Linked DNA regions of Homo sapiens: region 2 is linked to region 1. Evidence: chromatin loops called from intact Hi-C (ENCODE). Cell type or tissue: Caco-2. All regions are shown on one strand. Links, peaks and the distances in the headings refer to the core of each region. The heading gives the core; the rest is flanking DNA.

Region 1 (4,391 bases), core at 315-4,314:
GGGAACTGATGGCAGCTTTGTCTTGGGTGGATCCTCTGAGGAAGTCTCTTCTGGCTCGAGGTGACAGACACCCTGAATAGCTCTTAGGGAAAGTCTGGAAACTAATACAATGTAAATGAAGACTTTCCAGTAGGCTCAGAATTTCAGCTGAGGCCCCAAAGGCAGAAACAAGGCCAGAGTTGCTGATCCTAAAGTGAAGCTGGACCACCCACCTAGGATTCCCCAGAAGGGAGAACAGAGTTAAAACCCACCTCTTCACCTACTTCCTGACCACAAAGAGAGGCGACATCCCCAGAAGCTGGAGGGGAAATTTCTCTGGACAGAGTTGTCAACGTGCTCCCTCAGCCTGTTCCCCAGCCCACACCCCAAAACAGGGAGTAGAGGGCGCTGCTCTCCCTCACCTCTAACCAGGTGAGCGAGGCTTTAGGAGAACTATCTGGGGAGTCTTGGAGGTGGAGACTCTGGGGTCTGGAATCTGCCTGGCACCTAGCAGGGTGTGGAGGGGCTGCTAGGAAGGGGCTGCACTGCCAGCTGTGTGCTTCCTGTGACCCACATGTGGACCCCGCAGAAAAATCTTCCTGAAAAGGACCTGGTGGAAGAGAGCTTCTATCTAGGGGTGAGGGGACTCCGGCAGAATGAGACTGGAGGTGTGAGGAGGGTTGTAGTAGCTGAGGGGCAGTAAGTGAGTATAACCCCCAGTAGGTTCTTCCGCCCACTGCACAGACAAAACCAATTCACTGAGACCACGCAGCATTGTAATAAAGATATAGTTTAATTGCCACAAGGCCAGCCATGCCGCACAGGAGACGGAGTTATTTCTCAAATTGTTAGCAGTAGTGAATCTGTACGGGTCTGTAGTAACCTCCATTCTTGCCTCCTCAGAGGAAAGAATTAGTCGGAGGGGCATAAGGCAGAGGGAGTGACCAAGGCAAGTTTTAGAGCAGGAGTGAAAGTTTATTAAAAAGTTTTAGAGCAGGAACAAAAGGAAGTAAAGTACACTTGGAAGAGGACCAAGCAGGTGACTTGAGAGATCCTTGTCCGGTTTGACATTGGACTTGGAGCTTTACACCTTGGCATGCTTCCGGGGTTTTGCGCCTCCCCTCCCTTGATATTTCCTTGGTGTGGGCTGTCCACATGCACAGTGGCCTGCCAGCACTTGGGAGGGGCCCGCATGTGTAGTATGTTTACTGAAATTGTTCACATGCTCATTTCAGGCATTTTTCTCTTACCAGTCAAGTGTTCCTAGAGGAAGGTCACACACAAGTTAAGCTGTGCCATTTTGCCTCGTAGGTGTGAATGCTCAAGCCCACTCACCCAACTCCTGAGATCTTTTTTTGAGACAGGGTCTCACTTTGTCACCCAGGCTGGAGGGCAATGGCACAAACACAGCCCACTGCAGCCTTGACCTCCCAGGCTCAAGCAATCCTCTTGCCTCCGCCCTCAAGTAGCTGGGACTACCAACACATGTCACCACGCCCAGCTAATTTTTTTGTATTTTTTGTAGAGACAAGGTTTGCCATGTTGCCCAGAGTGGTCTTGAACTCCTGAGCTCAAGCAATTGCCTGCCTTGGCCTCCCAAAGTACCAGTCTTAGGTTCTACGATAGTGATGTTATCTGCAGGAGTAATTGGGGAAGTTGCATATCTTCCCTCTGCCTCTGGAATAATGGTTGGCAATCGTTTATGTCTGCACCTTAGCAGAACTCAGGCTCAACATCCTCCTGACCTGGTTGGTCTTTCATTAGCTTTACAAAGGCAGTTGAGTTTTGGAGAAGGGCTGCTATCATTTAAACTATAAACTAAATGTCTTCCAAAGTTAGCTTGGCCTAAACCCAGGAGTGACCAAAGGCAGTTTGGAGGTTAAAGGCAAGATGAGGGTTGGTTAGATCAGATGTCTTTTGCGGCCCTAATTTTCTCACTGTTATAGTTTTTTCAAAGGCAGTTTCATAAGCAGCCCTGGGGGAGACAGCCCCTCTTTATAAGGGTACTACTGAGGAGAGATGTGAGGGTTTTCATAACGCCCGTCAAAGTGCTCCCAAAAGCCCAGAGTACTCAGGTCCTCCTCAGACGTTGCTGCCCCTACCGCTTCTCCCCCACCCCACCCAGGAAGAGTCCGAGGCAGCCTGTGTAGGGGCAGGAGGAGCAGAAGAGCTGGGTGAGGACGCAGGGAGGCTGCCGGTCCTCTCCCCAGTCAGCAGGTGTCCCAGTTAGAGGCAGCCTCAGGAGGGGAGCGTTTGCCAGAATAATGGCCTGCACTTAGACACAAGCTGGAATTACCTGACAGTAAACCGGGGAGGACTCCGAGAAAAGCGAGTGATCTGCCGAGATTTCCCCCAGAAACAGCAAAAAAGGAGTCCACAGAATCAGTTCGCAAGGGCAGGAGCAGGAAAGAAAGAGATCGGCTCAGTGCTTTTCCCTGCTAAGTCAAGCCCCTTTAGTAAACCAGCTACAGAACATCGACGCTGTCTATGTGGTGAGGGTGTCTTGGAAAGATGAGAGGATTTGACAATTGTGAGCCGGAAAGCTCGCGTGTTGGCGGGAGGCCAGGGTCCCCGCCACTCCAGGCCTGGGCCTGCCCGGCAGCGCCCTCTGCTGGCCGGAGCCGCGACGGCGGGGGCCCCGCCTGAACCGGAGCCCTGAGCCTGGGGCTGGGAGTCCAACCTTCCCAGAGTTTGCAGTTCTTTGGGGACAGGCATACATGCATGGATTGAGCCACCCACGATAAGAGGCGCACCTTGCAATGAGAGGAGAGCCTATCCTAAAGGGGAAGGGGGCTGATCTGGCGAAAATGTCAGCGCGGGGGCTGAGGCTGGACTTAAGGGGGCGAGGTTAGGAAGAGGTGAGCAAAGATTTGGAAGTTATGGTGGAGTTTGGGAGAGAGTGCAGGCATGCTGGAGAATCATCAGTATATATGTATGTATGTATCTTGCTATTTCATGCCTCTGAACTTTTGCTGAGGCTTGCATTTATTCCTAGAAAACATTTCTCACTTTTCCTTTTCTGTTGTTATAAGTACTTAATCTATTCAAAAATATTAGATGATGAATATATAAATATTCATGTAGCCATTACTAAGCTTGGGAAATAAGACCTAATGAATATAAAGTACTCATGTACGCTTCCTTTTTTCCCCTCCCTCCACCCAGATGGCTCCTTCAATTTGCTTTTTCATTCCAACGTTTAAGTTTGTGTTTACTACCTGTGTAGGTATAAAGAATATACAGATACATGAAATCATAATTTTGGGGGTTTTTTTGAGACAGCGCATTGCTCTGTAGCCCAGGCTGGAGTGCTGTGGCAATGATCACGGCTAACTGCAGCCTTGACCTCCTGGGCACAAGCAATCCTCCTGCCTCAGCCTCTTGAGTAGCTGGGACCATAGGCGCATGCCACCACACCCAGCTAACTTAAATTTTTTGTAGAGATGGGGTCTCTTTATGCTGCCCAGGTTGCAAAAATATTTTTTAGTAGAGATGGGGCCTCTCACTATGTCACCCATCTTGGTGTCAGACTCGTGGCCTCAAGCAATCCTCCTACCCAGGCCTCCCAAAGTGCTAGGATTACAGCCCACCATACCCAGCCAGAAAAATTTTAATAGGTATATATTTTATTAAATATACTATATCCTGGCCAGGCACGGTGGCTCATGGCTGTAATCCTAGCACTTTTGGAGGCTGAGGTAGGGGCATCACTTGAGGCCAGGAGTTCAAGACCAGCCTGGACAATGTGACGAAACTTATATTTCTTTTTTTTTTTTTTTTTTTGAGACAGAGTCTCGCTCTGTTGCCCAGGCTGGAGTGCAGTGGCACAATCTCAGCTCACTGCAAGCTCCGCCTCCTGGGTTCACGCCATTCTCCTGCCTCAACCTCCCGAGTAGCTAAGACTACAGGCGCCTGCCACCACACCTGGCTAATTTTTTGTATTTTTAGTAGAGACGGGGTTTCACGATGTTAGCCAGGATGGTCTCGATCTTCTGACCTCATGATCCACCTGCCTCGGCCTCCCAAAGTGCTGGGATTACAGGCGTGAGCCACTGTGCCCAGCCAAATTATATTTCTTGTCTCTACAAGAAATAAAAAAATTAGCTGGACTTGGTGGCACATGCCGGTAGTCCCAGCTACTCGGGAAGGCTGAGGTGGGAGAATCCTTTGAGCCTGGGAAGTTGAGGCTACAGCAAGCCGTGATTATGCCACTGTACTCCAGCCTGGGTGACAGAGTGAGATCTTGACTCAAAAAAAACAAAACAGGCCAGGTGCAGTGGCTCATGACTATAATCCCAACACTTTGGGAGGCCGAGGCAGGCAGATCACCTGAGGTCAGGAGTTCCAGACCAGCCTGACCAACATGGTGAAACCCCGTCTCTACTAAAAATACAAAAATTAGCTGGGTGTGA
Region 2 (4,391 bases), core at 206-4,205, 87 kb before region 1:
TATAAAAATTAGCCAGGCATGGTGACACATGTCTGCAATTCCAGCTACTCAGGAGGCTGAGGCAGGAGAATCGCTTGAACCTGGAATGTGGAGGTTGCAGTGATCCAAGATAGTGCCACTACACTCCAGCCTGGGCAACAGAGCGAGACTCCATCTCAAAAAATAATAATAATAATAATAATAATAATAATAATAATAATAATAATAATAAACAAATAAATACATAAGTAAGTAAGGCTGCAGGCTCAATAAACTGAGAACAGTCAATGAAGACTGACACACACAAAAATGATAATTGAATAGTTCAAATCCTAGAATGATTAAATACAGTTTGGAATAAACAAATCACTCTGGGAGTACAAACCAACTCTTTCAGTTGCATTGCAAATTATGCTTTTTTTTGAGACAGGGTCTCACTTCTGTCGCCCAGGCTGGAGTGCAGTGGCGTGAGCACTGCTCACCACAGTGTCAACTTCCTGGGCTCAGGTGATCCTCCCAGTTCACCCTCCTGAGTAGCCGGGACTACAAAAGCATGCCACCACACCCAGCTAATTTTTTATATTTTTAGTAGAGATGGTTCACCATGTTGCCCAGGCTGATCTCAAACTCCTGAGATCAAGCAATCCACCCGCCTCAGCCTCCCAAAGTGCTAGGATTACAGGGCTGAGTCACTGCAACCAGGTGCAAATTTTCAATGTATTGAATAAAAGTGTGTAACCCACCAAAGGTTCAGCCAGGCGTGTAATCCCAGCACACTGAGATACTGAGGCGGGCAGATTACCTGAAGCCAGGGGTTCAAGACCAGCCTACCCAACATGGCAAAACCTCATCTCTACTAAAAGTACAAAAAATGAGCTGGGTGTGGTGGTGCGCGACTGTAATTCCAGCTACTTGGGAGGCTCAGGCATGAGAATTGCTTCAACCCAGGAGTTGGAGGTTGTAGTAAGCCGAGATCACATCACTGCACTGCAGCCTGGGCCACAGAGCAAGACCCTGCCTTAAAAAAAAAAGTACGTAACCCACCAAAGGTTCAAAGATTTATGAAATTATCAAAAACTAGCTTCCACCGAATATTTCATATCCTTAAGTTTATTATCTTCTGTAACTGAACTTCTTTTTTTTTTTTTTTTTTTTTGAGAGAAAGTGTCTTGCTCTGTGACCCAGGCTGGAGTGCAGTGGTGTGATCTCAGCTCACCACAATCTCCACTTCCCAGGTTCAAGCGATTCTCCTGCCTCAGCCTCCCTAGTAGCTGGGATTACAGGCGTGTGCCACCATGTCCGGCTAATTTTTGTATTTTTAGTAGAGACGAGGTTTCACCATGTTGACCAAGCTGGTCTTGAACTCCTGACCTGAGGTGATCCGCCCACCTCGGCCTCCGAAAGTGCTGGGATTACAGGCACCACCGTGTCCAGACTGAACTTCTATAAATACAGTAAATCTCAGAATAAATCAATATAAAACTTACTTATCAATCCAGTCCTAAAAGAAGACACAATTTCCAGTTAGCCCTTTTCTTTGTATGTGTCTAAGTCCTAAAACACTACAAATGGAGCCTACTCCTACAGGTTTATTAATTCATTCTGGTTTTCAAATTCTGGCAGTTTAATGAACAGGAAAAAACACCCCTTTTTCCTATACAAGGAAAAATAAAATATTCTATAAATATTTATAAATAAAAGATAAATAAACATTTATAAATATAATATTCTATCTTACAAAATATAATAAATAATATTGCCTACCTCCTCAAAGAATCACTGTGGTTAATTTAATTGCTGTGAAAATATTTTTAACCAGGAAAACTACATAAGAGATCATTATTCTCAAACTCATCTGGTATCTTTATCTGGCATTTGGCACAAGCCAAACTAAAATGGGTCCCAAACAATTTTAAAGATTTTTTTGTAAAGTACTGAAAACCATTTAAGAAAGATATTCCAATTTCTTCACTTATGGATGAGAAGGTTAGGATAAAAGAAGTGAAGTATCTTTCCAAAGTGTACAGAAAGTTCCTATCAGAGATGAAAAATGAGGACCAGGCAATCTGATTTTCAGGGCCTGTGCTTTTCCCTTATTCCCCATTGCCTTCCAAAAATGTAACCAACATTTCTTTTCTAGAAGTGGGCTTTTTGCATGGTGAGAGGAGAGGAAAACGGCTTCACAATCAACAAAAGCCAGCTTACACCCACACTGACCTTTCAGGATAGAGCTGACTGACGACCCAGATAAGCTGGACTGCAGCACTGCGCACTTGTTCATAGTCATCAGAGAGTAATTTACAGGCCTGCAAAGAAGAATTCCAAAAGTCTATTAGTTCTGTGTCCTCTCAGGCAATGTTTAAACTATTTTCAAAGTGAAGATAGGGTGGTTGGATAAGGATGCCCAGTAAAACACTTGTGTGTGGTTTTAACTTCTGGAATCTTTGCTTAAAAATGAATCTTGACCTCTGTCAGCTGCTCTGGCTGTATTCTGACTATGCACCCTACCCCATGTCTGAAAGGAGAATCACAGACTGACAGCATAAAAACATCTAGAACAGATCAAACCCAGCAAAGCATGCTGGGAGCAAACAGTACTGTTCTCACAGGTTCAAACACCAATTATGGCTTTTTCCTCCCCCTGTAAAAATCAAAGCACACACTTCTGTTTACCTTGGTCTGAAATCACTGGCCTCTGTTTCAATCCACTCACTCTTTCTGGGTAGCCCCATACTCCCTAAATACTGATGGCTTTGAATACCTACCCTTAGCTCTGATTTCTCCTGATCTCCAGGCCTTTATAACTACTTATGGCTGGAATTCTCTTCATGGATGTCCCATCAAACTTTTATACTCAACACACGCAAACCTGAACTCATTAAGGAAGCAAATTCTACCTTATATCTTAAATTCTACACTATCAGTCCATCCTCACTCCCTTGATGCTGTCATTACTGCTTGCCTAGATTACTAACAGAGTCTTACGCCACCAAACATCTGAATCAGCCAACTAACTTCCCTTCCTCTGAGTCCTTACGATCCAAGTTTCCTTTGAATTATTTGGCTTCCCACATAGTTTTCTTATAGAAAAAGAAGGCGATGGTCACACCACCACAAGCATTCTGGACCCATTCTACTTCATTCAATAGAGGAATAAACTTGGTTTACACATCTGTGATGGGGCTTGGCTAATTATCTTCTTCCCATGAGAGATAAAACCACTCTTGGCAGGCTAACAAAACCTAATCTCTGAACGTGGATTTAGATTCCTTTTACCAGATTCAGTCAATTATCCTCCAAGAGAAATACAGCCTCATAAGGCCTTTTGGTTGGCCATCAATCAGCTTTTCCACAACTTCATTATACCTTTCTTTACCACTACTACTACATGCATGTGACTTTTTTTTTATATGATCCTACGGTCTTGGTCACCCTTCTCCAGACACACTCTAGTTTGTGAAGTGTGGTGCCCAGAAATGAGTTCATGTACGGCCCAACCAAACAGTGATCAGAAAGACTAACACGTTCCTTATTCTAAATGCTACACTTTTCTTCAGGTACTCTCATTCTCATACTGAACTTTGTAAATCCTCCTAAAAGTCCTTTTCACATGTACTAGCGCTATTTAATTACATAACCTCCATTCTCTTCCTGAAAAGTATGTTTTGAATATGACTTCACATCCATCCCAATCAACGCTGCCACTATTAACTAGCGAAGTCCTTACGTTTTCAAATTCTGAGAACCTGTGTGCCGCCCTCCCAGCTTCATGATACCTCCAACCCCTTCCAGACAGTAATCATATAAGGTACCTGATTATAAATTGTTTGGTGTAATTTCAGTCCTCTTTCATGGAGCTGCAACTAGATAATAAATATATAGTTTAAGTGCTTGGGAGGAAAAGAGCAATATTTCCAATGTCTCCCCACAATCTCACATATTTTCCCCTATTGTATCAGGCTAACATGGTTCCTTTTAGCCAAAATTAGTGCTATATAAATAAGAAACCTTGTCGTCTTTCAATAGGAGCATTCAAGCATTTCACAAATCTAACCCATGGACTGTCCCAAGAAGGTATTAGAAAAATATGAAATAATGATATGAAGCCTAAAGAAAAAATGATTAACACCACCTCCCCCTATTATAATATCATACCAAGTCATATGCCTCCAAGTCGAAGGAATTATAACAGGTTCCTATTGTGCTTTCCATGTTTCATAAATACACATGAAAGCTACCAGAGAAAGCCAAAAAAGCACACTTGTATACAGGAATGTGTGTCACTGAGTTCTGCGAGGCCACCACCAATACCCTCCTGAAAGTATATGCTGAAGAATTTACAATGTATCCAAGGCAGCACTAGCTATAAACTTAAAAAACAAAAATGAACACTAGCCCCAACTAGTTTCCAT

Evidence for each region. Hi-C counts contacts between places; a loop is a spot of excess contacts. Peaks named below come from ENCODE experiments on the same cell type or tissue, not always from the same donor. Only the 100,000 strongest peaks of a DNase experiment are listed, where the experiment ranks them.
Region 2: it touches region 1 in a loop (3-fold over the local background); 1 of 110 quality-filtered maps calls a loop at or near these places.

What each region holds. Positions count from the first base shown.
Region 1 is chr11:78,043,786-78,048,176 of GRCh38, forward strand. All of the region lies in intron 1 of NDUFC2-KCTD14 (NDUFC2-KCTD14 readthrough), which reads right to left. It also overlaps a transcript of KCTD14 not described here. Among named protein-coding and RNA genes, the nearest start is that of THRSP, 18 kb to the right of the region's middle. RefSeq lists a silencer at 2,454-2,693. In Caco-2, for the core only: a CTCF peak has its summit at 2,580 (motif pointing left); DNase peaks (open chromatin) are centred at 2,198 and 2,596; H3K4me3 peaks cover 796 bases.
Region 2 is chr11:77,956,550-77,960,940 of GRCh38, forward strand. It overlaps INTS4 (integrator complex subunit 4), which reads right to left. Exons shown (of 23, transcript NM_033547.4): 6 at 3,792-3,842; 7 at 2,197-2,285. Among named protein-coding and RNA genes, the nearest start is that of INTS4, 36 kb to the right of the region's middle. In Caco-2, for the core only: no CTCF peak of the experiment used is centred there; DNase peaks (open chromatin) are centred at 2,232 and 2,522.